Regions from separate parts of the Homo sapiens genome. Here region 2 is linked to region 1. The links are chromatin contacts, found by Hi-C in ENCODE. All regions are on one chromosome and are shown on one strand. Each heading gives the region's core, a stretch centred on a gene start or an enhancer-like site at or near the end of the contact. The rest is flanking DNA. Distances are from core to core; before and after follow the strand shown. Region 1 has its middle 36 kb from the start of TBC1D9. Region 2 overlaps MAML3 (mastermind like transcriptional coactivator 3).

Region 1 (5,537 bases), core at 176-2,675:
AGGTGGGAGGATCACCTGAGCCTGGGAAGTTGAGGCTACAGTGAGCCATGATTGTACCTCTGCACTACAGCATGGGCAACAGGAGTGAGACCCTGTCAAAAAAAAAAAAAGGAAGAAAAAGAAAGATAACTTTATAGCATTCATAGCAGGAGAAAAACAGAGGACAAAGTCAGATTACTGTGTTCCACAATTTGTACAGTACAAGATTTCTAAGGAGAAAAAGCGAAAAGTGAAAAGTGCACTATTCTATTGCAAGACATAGCAAGTAATTGCCAACTTCCTTCAAAACTGAAACATGAATGTTCATGCTTATAGCAAATGTCATTGCACAATTAAAGGCACAGTGTGCCTAACGTATGGCATTGTCAGCGTGTGAGTAATCTGTGTGTTATGTTTGACACGAGACATATGAGGTGTCATGACTAACTAAGGATACATTCTGTCCTGGCAGTTTCAATAGCATGAAGCATGACAATAATGGGGAGGGAAAATGAAGCCAAATACGTGGAGAGAGAGATATGTGTTTTTTTTGAGACAGAGTCTCACTCTGTTGCCCAAATATATGAATACATTTTTAAAAATCGTGTCTTCTATTTCATGGACTTTACTTTTCATCTTGCATGAAAAGTGAGAAAGGAAGTATAAAGTGCAATTGAATCAAGCTTCTCTTTTCGAAGTTGGTCATTACCTTATATAAGAATGTGTTTCTGTGCCTCTGTCTTTCAGTGAGGAGAAGGAGGGAGATGTGGGAGAGGAACAAGCTTGACATCTCCCTAGTGCTCAGTTATTGCCAGTAACTGTGCTGGTGTGTTATCTGTGCTGTCACTGACGCAGAGCAGCAGGAGGGGTTGGCGTTAGAGTGAACTCTAGGAACAGGCTCTAGGGTGGGGGTCCTGGTTCAGCCACTTAGCACTGTGACTGAGCAAATTCTCAACTAGCCATAGCAACTAACAGGGCATTGAGAGTTTGCCCTGTGTGAGGCACCATATCAAGTATTCTCCTATTATTTTTCGAATCCTCACAACATCCTTCTACACAAGATAGAAGAAATTGAGGTAAAGTTAAGGCAGAAGGAATGGCATAAAGAGGAAAAACATCTGGGTTCTAGAGTAATACTGCTGGTGTTCATGTCACCGCTAGACCACTTATTACCTGTGTCACTGTTGGCAAATTATTACATTCTCTTGAGACAGCTAGGGCATACTTTGAATAGGGTTTGGCACATAGGAAGAGCTCAGTAATATCAACTCCTATTGTGACTCAGTGAAATGGCAGGTATCCCTGTTTGTGAAGTACATTAACTGCTTAGTCTTGAGGAACAGAGAGAACAGATATCATGACTTGAGGACACTGGTTTGAGGCCAGAAAATGTACATACAGCTATTGTAGGCTGGTATTGAGGACTGTGCGCGTGCTCACTGGTCCGTGTCTACTCCAACAGTGCATGTTCCTCTTTCAGTTCCTCTTTGGGGTCTGGGTGGGGAGAAGTGCAAAGGGAAGAGGTGTCATGCCTTTGTGATTTCTTTCAAGAGCAAATCAAGGCTTCCAGTAATGAGTACCCTAGAGTGTCAAGACATTCTCTAGCCAAAAGGCCACCAGCTTCCCAATAAGGAGAGTATCTGTGACATGTAGCACACCCAACAGAAATAAACCTCATGAACTCAGAATTCTATCTGGGGGGACTCTTTATTTGTGCTCCAGAACTTTGAAGGCTAGTAGTAAGGCCCATTCAAAATATAAAGACATTTCTATGTTATAATACTCAGAGGATTCTTTAATCAAAATTTGCGAACATGGCAAAAAGCTAGTTTAAAAAGATGAAACTCTCACTGATGTAATGAAAAATTTATCAGTTATGTATTTATCTCACTAAGTGATGAATTAGTTTATGCTTAAGCTCATTTTCAACACTGGTGCTCAGATTTTACAAAATTGCTTTTAATTACCAAACCCCCCCAAGACTCAGAAGGCAGCCAGTATAAGGGCAGTTGTCTGTTTTTTTAGAGGGAACATGAATAAATGCATTCATGCTTCTCCTTACGAATCACTACTCTTTCTAAGGCTCTATTTTTTTTTTTAAGGGATGGGGTCTCCATCCCTCTGTCACCAAGGCTGGAGGGCAGTGGTGCTATCCCAGCTTACTGCAGCCTCTGACTCCTGGGCTCAAGCAATCCTCTCTCCTCAGCCTCCCAAAATGCTAGGATTACAGCTGTGAGCCACCGTACCCAGCCGTCTTTAATTTTAAAGGAGCAGTCTGAGCTCTGTTGGCCAAGAAGGGCTGTAGATGCTGGAGGCCTCTTCTACAACCAGCCCAAGTTCCCTGCCACTTTGACAATCTGAGTGAGGGTCTTGGCTTGGCAGCCCCAGAGCCAATGAATGGCTAGAGACCCATCCATAATCCAGAGCAAAATTCCCATTTCTGTTTGGTTATTCTTTTCTTTTCCTCATCTTATCCATTCTCTAGGTTTTATTTCCAGCCTATTATGATGTATATTTGGTCTGGCTAGATAAGACAGTCTCCAAACAGAGACAGAATGATCTTGAGAAGAAGATAGCAACATCATTTGAATGGTTTCCATGGATTTTATTTGGGGTTAATTGATCTTAGCATCTCCTAAGTAACCTGAATGGTTCAAAATGCAGCCTTCAGTTTTTCCTGTCTGACTACAGTTAGGTCTTGATTGAGATCACCATGGTAATCTGTTTTAAAGTATGAAAAAGGGCCTGCTTAAGGCCAACTAGCAGAGAGAAGGTATATCTCCAGGTTTGAGGCACATGCTGTTGTCTGCTTCTTTCTAAAGACACCACCTTCTGTTTCCAATGTGAAAAGAGATAAACAGAAATTTCAAATGATCTGGTAAGGATAATAAAATAGAGTATGCAGGCCGGGCGCAGTGGCTCACGCCTGTAGTCCCAGCACTTTGGGAAGCAGAGGTGGGCGGATCACGAGGTCAAGAGTTCGAGATCAGCCTGGCCAACGTGGTGAAACACCGTGTCTACCAAAAATATAAAAATTAGCTGGGCATGATGGCAGGCGCCTGTAATCCCAGCTGCTCAGGAGGCTGAGGAAGGAGAATCACTTGAGCCCGGGAGGCGGAGGTTGCAGTGAGCCGAGATTGAGCCATTGCACGCCAGCCTGGGCTACAGAGCAAAACTCTGTTCTCAGAAAAAAAAAAAAAGTGCATGCAATACTTAAAGAATGACTATTATCCAATAAGATAAACCATAAATAATTCCTAAGATTACCTTAATAGTATTTTCTGATATAAGAAATTAGCTTTAAAATCCTATAATTATAAAATTATAAAATTAAATTATGTAAAATAGGGTAAAGTTATTCCTTAAAGGTTATATATATGATTAAAACATAAAAGATTAAATGGCTTCTGGCCACTGCTGGCAATGGCTAGTTTCTCTTTAGTATATGGGTAGCCTGGGAAGAGATGAAGAGTAAGGGAAGGGGTTAGAACTGGGTCTTCCCTAAGTCTCATTATCCCCGTCCTGCCTCCCTTACAGCCCCCTCTGCAACAGATAGGAGAGATTTGGGGAGCATCAGCCTGACTTGCCATGCAGGGTAAGACAGGAGAGGGATTGTCCTGTTCTGTGCAGAGGAGGCCCCCATGGTACCCCCATCTCCCCACCAGGCTGTTGGAGACTTGAGAGGTAAATGAGGGTCAGAGAGTGGCCTTGTTCCTCCCAGGATCAGGCTGTGATGTGTGCATGCTGCTTAGGTGGAAGCTCTGCCCCTTCCCACACCCTTCCCTGTGCATCCCAGGGGACTCCCCCAGCAGGTAGGTAGGACCTGGACAGAGCTTAATGCCTTGAGCATTTGCAGAAGCTTCACTATCTGCTCTGTCACTTTTGGCATTGAGGCAACTGCCATCTGTTCTTGGAAAAGGCAAAAAGATGATCCATATGTCAAGGTGAAAGAAAGAACTTGAGGTGTATCTGCAATATTTCCTTTTCTCTTACCCTTTGATTCTGCTTGAGATCCTTTGTTCCTTGGCGGTCAGCCCTTTGCAATACTGAACAGAGAAGCCAAACCAAAGGTACCCCGGTGGGGGTAGGTAGCTCCACATAGGAAAAGGATCAAGAAGAAAAATTCAGCAAGGAAGCGGGGGCAGGGGAGAACTAAACAAACAAGTCAAATGTGAAGAGGGTTGCTGTGTATTGTGTTACGATTTCCTATCCCTTCTCCCAATGGCCATATCCTAATCACCCTCATTCAGCAAATCCCATTATAGTCCTTTCTATTTCAGAAAATATTTTTAATCAATCATTTTAAACAGTTAAAAACTAACAAATATGCCTACTGTGCATCAGGGGTTTTTTAGGTTATTTAAAAATACTTGAACCCTCATAATAACACTCTGAAGTAGGAACATTATTCTTACTTGATTATTGAGGAGACTGATGCAGAGAAGATAAACAGCTCAAAGTCACATGGGTAGAAAGTGACAAATCTGGGCTTCAAATTCATAGTCTGGCTTCTGTGTCTATGCTTTTAGCCACTGCGCTGTGTTGCTTCTCTTACATTTTTACATTAGATCTTTATTAAACATATAAAAATGAATATAATATCCTGGTAAAAAAATTAAGTCATTATAAATAAAATCATTTCTGGACTGTTCCCCATCCTCAATTCTGGCTCTTTTTCTGTTTAGAGAGAATCATATCTTTGCACAGCTTTTATCTCCTATATACTTTCATGCATGTGTATACACACATGTCTATGCATACACATATACACACACGTATATAAGTACAAATATATATATCCACATACATATATGTGCACACATATATGTATATGCATTACATATAATTGTAGAAAATACATATTGTTTGTGTGTTTAGTTTTTTACTTTGTATTACTCAACAATGTGTCTTGGAGATCTTCCTTGTCTACGTATAATACAGCTGCATTTTTAAAAATTGTTGCGTTATTTCATGGTGCAGATACATTATGTCTTATATAAGCAAACCCCTAATGAGAATGGAACATTTAGGTCTTTTCCCCCTATTTCATACTCTTTCAAACAGTGCAGCAGCAATGACCGTCTTTGTACATATTTCCTGTGTGTGCAGATGAGTATTCCAGCCTATGTTGTTTTTGGGTACATCATCTGCTATGACAGGCTCAGGAGGACCTGATATAATCAGGTAACTCTATAGCAACAGGATGCTTTATTTTTCATATTTTCTTAGAATGATAAAACTTAATTCCTTTGGGCCCTGATATTGATTTAGAGGTCTTAAAGTTTTCTCTTAAATTGTCTCACTTGTTTTTAGGCTAAAGTTTCCTGTTATTTCTTTCTAAACTGAATATGAGGCTCTTTAACAGAACAGACAGAGCAAAATTGGAACTGCATATTTCTGCCTTTTCGTGACATGAACTTTGTGTTGCCAGTGACAATTTTGATTTATAAGATAATGTACACAGGCAAAAAGTAGAAAATATATTTTAAATGTCCAATTTTTTTCAAGAAATAATAAAAAGTACAATGCAAGGAGGAAATTATTATCAACGTATTTCT
Region 2 (5,696 bases), core at 1,949-4,448, 690 kb before region 1:
AAATTCTGGCAAAACTAAGATGCACTTAAAATGAAGTCTTAGGTGTATTAAAAAAAAAAAAGATTTCAAAAACCTCAGCAAACCACAGAGGTATACACCATATGTGGTAGATTAAAAATGACCACAAATTCTTTGATCCTTCTTCCATGGACAGATGTGTCTATTCCACAACCTGCGTCCACCACTTTTAAAGGTGAGTTGCCTATAACTGCTTGGACCAATCAAGTATGGGAGTGATTTTGAATATGGGAGTGATATTATGCCATTTCCAAACCTAGTGCTTAATATGACTAACAGTTTTGGCCTTGGTCTCTTGGAACCCTGGGCTTCCCTGTAAGAAATATGAGTACCCTAATGGAGAAACCACATGGAATGGCTCCAAGGCTCCATGGAGAGGCAGACAGGCCCAGTGGGGAGCTCAGTCTTCCAGGCATCCTTGCCAAGGTGCCAGGAAGGTGAGTGAAGCCATATTGGATCCTCCAGATCAGAGCAGCCATTGACTGACTAACAGCAAGGGACCAGAGTCGACGCTACATGGAATAGAAGAATCACTCAGCTGAGCCCTGCTTGAACAAAATCACAGATATAATCAAATAATGGTTGTTTAAGCCGTCAAGTTTTGGTGTGGTTTGCTAGTTAGCAATAGGTAACAGGAACACAATTTTAATCCCTTTTGGCCCAGCGTCCTACCCTACCTAATAGAACACTTTTCCTCTAAAGGGAGGAAAGTGGCCTTGTGTAGAATAGAGCTCCCAAGTCACTGATGGTCTAGTTGAAGGGATGAGAAACTCACCAGGCTCTTGGACAGTTGCAGTTGTAATGCACTTGTGTAATGTATAATACACATTTCTTTCAGATAAGTTCAGTTTACCCACAGCTGTTCTATCTGTCAACAGATATTGGGGCAAATGTGGTTAATAACTTCAGGAACAATTTGGTAGAATTCTACTCAGGAAGCCAGGAGACCCTCCATTTCAGTCTTTTACCATCCACATCTCTTGTGTATATGAGGAAGAAATGTTTGTGTCTTCATTTGCCTAGCTATCACATGAAGAGAAGCATACGTGATACCTCTTAGATCAGTGTAAATTAGAAATGAAATCAGGTTATGGACTGAAAACACCTTCAGTTCCTTGGCCAAAAAAAGGCTAGGTAAACTCAAGGTACTATCATCATTTTGCAAATATGTTATTCCACTATATAAAATAGCCTAAATTAGTAAATGCAATTCCACGTGCTGGGTCAGCTGAGCATTTTTTTTTTTTTTTTACATTTGCCAGATTCCCCTTGTTTTGTCTTTCTAGCCAATAGAACAACACTAAAATATATGGAGAATTTAACTAACTTTTGAAAAAGAGATAACACAAGTTAGAACCAGAAGAAGTCATCTGTGCCATAAGTTTGTGTCTTCTAAGAGCCATCAGCCAGGCAAAATGAAGTGGGAAACTTGAAACTTAACATGTATAAATGATTTGTGTTGTTTTGTTTTAATGCTAAGTACTCAGCAAAAAGCTGAGTTATTAGAAAATGGACACTAGCCTGTGCTTGTGGGCATAAATTCTCCATCTATGAGAAGGCATGAATTGAGGCACTATATTGATTACATTATGTTGTTTATTCTCATATAACTCTCTATTGTAGAAACGATTTCTAGCCCCATCTTCAAGATGGGAAATGGAATCCTAGAGAGACTTCATTTTTCTCCTATATTTGTATTTAGCAATTGCTATTGCTGCCGTAAGAAAATAACACAGGGTGGCTTGAACAACAGAAATTTATTTTCTCACAGTTCTGGAGGCTGGAAGTCCAAGATCAAGGTGCCAAGCAAGGCTGGTTTCTCCTGAGGCCTCTATCCTTGGCTTGCAGATGGCCGCCTCCTATCTGTGTCCTCACATGTGGCCTTTTCTCTGTGCATGCTTATGCCTGATGTCTCTTCCCCTTCTTAAAATGACACCAGTTATACTGGATTAGGGCCCCACCCTTATGACCTCATTTAACCTTAATTATCTCCTTCAAGGCCCGCCCTCCAAATACAGTCACATTGAGGATTAGGGTTTCAGCCTATGAATTTTGCAGGCACATGAGTCAGTCCCTAAGAACTCTACAAATCACCAAGCCAGTCAGTGCAGAGCCAGGGTAGACACCCTGGCTCCCTGCCATTATCTGTGGTCCCCCTGATTACTATCCGTGGTACTTCACCATCCCATCACTGCCTCAGTCTATGTCCAGAGAAAATGGCCTTGTGTAAAATTACTCATCACCACCAAGTGAAGAGAATGAAGGCCACAGTAGGAAGTAAAGGAAAGAAGGGAAGCTGAAGCTATAGGAAGACAAATGTAAAATCCAGAAAAACTGACACTTAGCAAGGCAGAAAGTGCAGCTCACACCCAAACCTATTCTGTGGCCAAAGACTCCCCTCACCGTCCCCATAATTTGGGCTTTGTTGTAACTGCAAGAAACTCCCCGACGCCACTCTCAATGGTGAGGAAGGACCACTGCTTGCTCTGCTACTAGAAGTCATTGGCAGGGCACAACTCAATCACATGCTTTTTGCAAAATTACAAGATAATATACAATTTAATTTTTTCATCAGATTTTTGCAACCAAAAAATTTCAAAGACCTTGGAGTGCTATATAGCTAATAAATGCAATTAATAAAGATTTTGTGATCAGCTAAAACAGGTTAAATCCCAAAAAGCAAGACATGGTTTTTCTCCCTCTTTCAGATAATGCAGGGAAGCATCACATATTTATAAAGCACAAGCTTTCAACTATATTGGATTTTCCTTTTAAAAAGAACAATAATTTAAAGTGGCTTCTAGCAGAGAAATGTTAGGTACATTTAAATGGGTATTTGTGTTCTGAAAATCCTAATTGGAACTCTTCTATTGTTGTTGTTTATGTGTGTGTTTGTTGTGCTTCTGAGAAAGGGCTGAGGTTCTTTTGTGCATTAGAAAGCCTTTCATCTAAAATTCCAGTTTCATACAAAATTAAACCGGCATATTGGAGATACAACTTTACAGAAAGCATGAAGACAAACTGAAGTATTGTTTTTAAAAGACAGGAAAAATCAAAATGGTTTTTCTATGTGAATCATTCTACAACAAATATGAGACACAGCAGGATGGATGTATCTTGGACCAAGATGACATCCGTGTTGCCCATGACCTGCTGCTTATTACGTCAGCTTCCTGGGCACTGCAAGCTGGTGAAGCCTTACCAGCTAAGCCTAAGACACTGCTAATGAGGTAAAAATGCTGCATCACCTTCAGTTGTGTTGGCTACTAGCATATTAAGATCAAAACTGCATTCTTAGCTTCACCAAAGCAGAGACCAAATTTTGGTTTACAAACCACCCCATCCTATTGTTCAGGAAATGACTCAAACAAGGGTATTTCTCCACTATTCTCTCAGTAAAGATACAGTACGTGCACTGTTGTACACATCATATCACTCACTTCTGTTTTTAATAGAGATGATCATCTGGTATTAAAAATAAATAATAAGAACAAATGTAGTGGCTCATGCCTGTAATCCAGCACTTTGGGAGGCCAAGGTGGGAGGATCACTTGAGCCCAGGAGTTCAAGAACAGCCTGGGCAACAAATAGAAACCCTATGTCTACAAAAAATTTAAAAAATTAGCCAGGCATGGTGGCACATACCTATGGTCCCAATATGCAGGAGGCTGAGGCAGGAGGATTGCCTTAGCTCAGGAGGTCAAGGCTGCAGTGAGCCCTGTCTCAAAAAAAAAACCAAACCTATTTTATATATATATATAATATATATATATTATATATTATATAATATATAATATAATATATAATATACACGAATGTGTATATACATATATAAATGTATGTGTGTGTATATATATAATTTTTTTTTTTTTTTTGAGAGAAGGTCTTGCTCTGTGGCTCAGGCTGGAGTATACTGGCCCAATCTCAGTTCATTGCAACCTCCACCTCCTGGGCTCAACCTCCACTTCCTGGGCTCAAGTGATCCTCTTACCTCAGCCTCACGAGAAGCTGGTATTACAGGCACGCAACATCATGCCCAGTTAATTTTTGTGTTTTTTGTGGAGATGAGGTTTCGCCATGTTGCCCAGGCTGGTCTCAAACTCCTGAGCTCAAGCGATCACCCGCCTCGGCCTTCCAAAGTGCTGGGATTACAGACATGAGTCACTGCATCTGGCCATAATATATACATTTTTTAAGTACCTTAAATAAAAGAATAAAGGCATCATTATAAAACTTTAATTTTTTTTAAACCAAACCAAAGGGATTTAAAGTTACATATTTTTAATGTGTATTTTAATAGACTGTTAGTGGCACTGTCCTTCATCTGAGATATTAATTCAAGGCCTTTTCAGCTTTTCTCCCTAAACTTTCTGAGTGGGCACAGAGGATCCAGAGTGTTTATGTAAGCAGTAAAAGAAAGTCCTGGTATTTCCACCAGAATCCCCTGCTTAACAGAAATATGTCCCAGCATCCTTATCCTGAAACTCCCTGACTTAGCTGCCACAAAAAGACCCTCCATGTTCCTCAAAGCCACCACCCCCATCATGTAACTCAGGCCTGAGAAAATTGTGTCCTATCAAAGAGAAGATGTTGTGCAAAATAAAGTCCTTTTGTGCTAGTGCACATTCTTGGATAAAACATCTTATTTGTAACTGGAGAAAAGACATTTTTAAATGGTGATCAAAACAATCATGATACCAGATTTACCCAGCGGTGAATCCAGAGGTTTCATGAGCAACTCGACTATCCTGGTCTTAGCCAGACACTTCATTTTAAGTTCTCATCAAGTCTCCTGCTCCTGTGCTACTTTTTTAGAGCTAAACTAAGCCCAGGTAAGTATCAAGGATTCCCACAGACCTTCTTAGTACCTTATGGAATAAATAGTAGGAATTAAACATGAAAAAACCCAAAGGGTCAGCCCATCCTCTGTCTGACAAAACAGGATTATTCTCTACAGGGCATTTTCAAGTTAGATCGCACTCATTTTTCTTGTTTACAAAGCCTCGTATTGATAAAGTATAACAAACAGCTGCCTGTTTAAATAGTTTCACTGAGAAATTAATAAGTGAGCATGTAACTCTGGGAAGTTGCCTGTGGGGGACATGGAGGAAAAAAACAAAATCCTCTTCCCCAGTCTGGTCAATACACCCATCACACATCAATCAAGTGATGGAGACACTGGCCTGGCCCAGGATAAGGATGCTGGATTCCTGGGATCCTGGTGTGCAAATCACCTGATGAAATAACTAGGAGAAAACATTTCTATCCTTAAAAAAATTATAGCTGAATGCGAGGTGGCTATAGCTTTCCAAATTCAAAAGATGTGAAATGAGCCAGCCTGGTTTTTCTACCTCAATGACTCCTAATCCCACGTTTAGGACTCCTCACTAATAATTCCATCACTCTGCATTATGCTATACACTAGGGGCAGTCATCCCAAAACGAAGGAATCACTCGTCGTCTTTACTTCAGGAAATTTCTTGGTAAAACTGACTTCAAGAAAAAAAAAAAAAAAAAAAAAAAGAGCCCCTCCTGAGGCATCTAAAACAATCTGGGGAGAGGAGGCTCAAATTAATTTTCCATTTCCTGTTTTTCCAAAAATCTTTCTCTTTGATTAGACATTCCCTGCTTGGAAGCAAGGGTAGATTGACTAATCCTTCTAATTAGCCCTGGTTGTC

Evidence for each region. A loop is a pair of places that touch in the nucleus more often than their neighbours do. Pooled maps may share reads with other maps.
Region 2: a pooled map shows a loop between it and region 1 (5-fold over the local background). The contact joins two enhancer-like sites. A Hi-C loop is called at or near these places in 2 of 37 single-sample maps with no recorded cell type and 3 of 50 pooled maps.

What each region holds. Positions count from the first base shown.
Region 1 is chr4:140,789,591-140,795,127 of GRCh38, forward strand. No RefSeq gene overlaps it. Among named protein-coding and RNA genes, the nearest start is that of TBC1D9, 36 kb to the left of the region's middle. Within about 2 kb of position 1,426, at least 7 of the 41 ENCODE cell types and tissues checked have a DNase peak (open chromatin) inside an H3K27ac peak, as active enhancers do.
Region 2 is chr4:140,100,598-140,106,293 of GRCh38, forward strand. All of the region lies in intron 1 of MAML3 (mastermind like transcriptional coactivator 3), which reads right to left. Among named protein-coding and RNA genes, the nearest start is that of MAML3-AS1, 25 kb to the right of the region's middle. Within about 2 kb of position 3,199, at least 6 of the 41 ENCODE cell types and tissues checked have a DNase peak (open chromatin) inside an H3K27ac peak, as active enhancers do.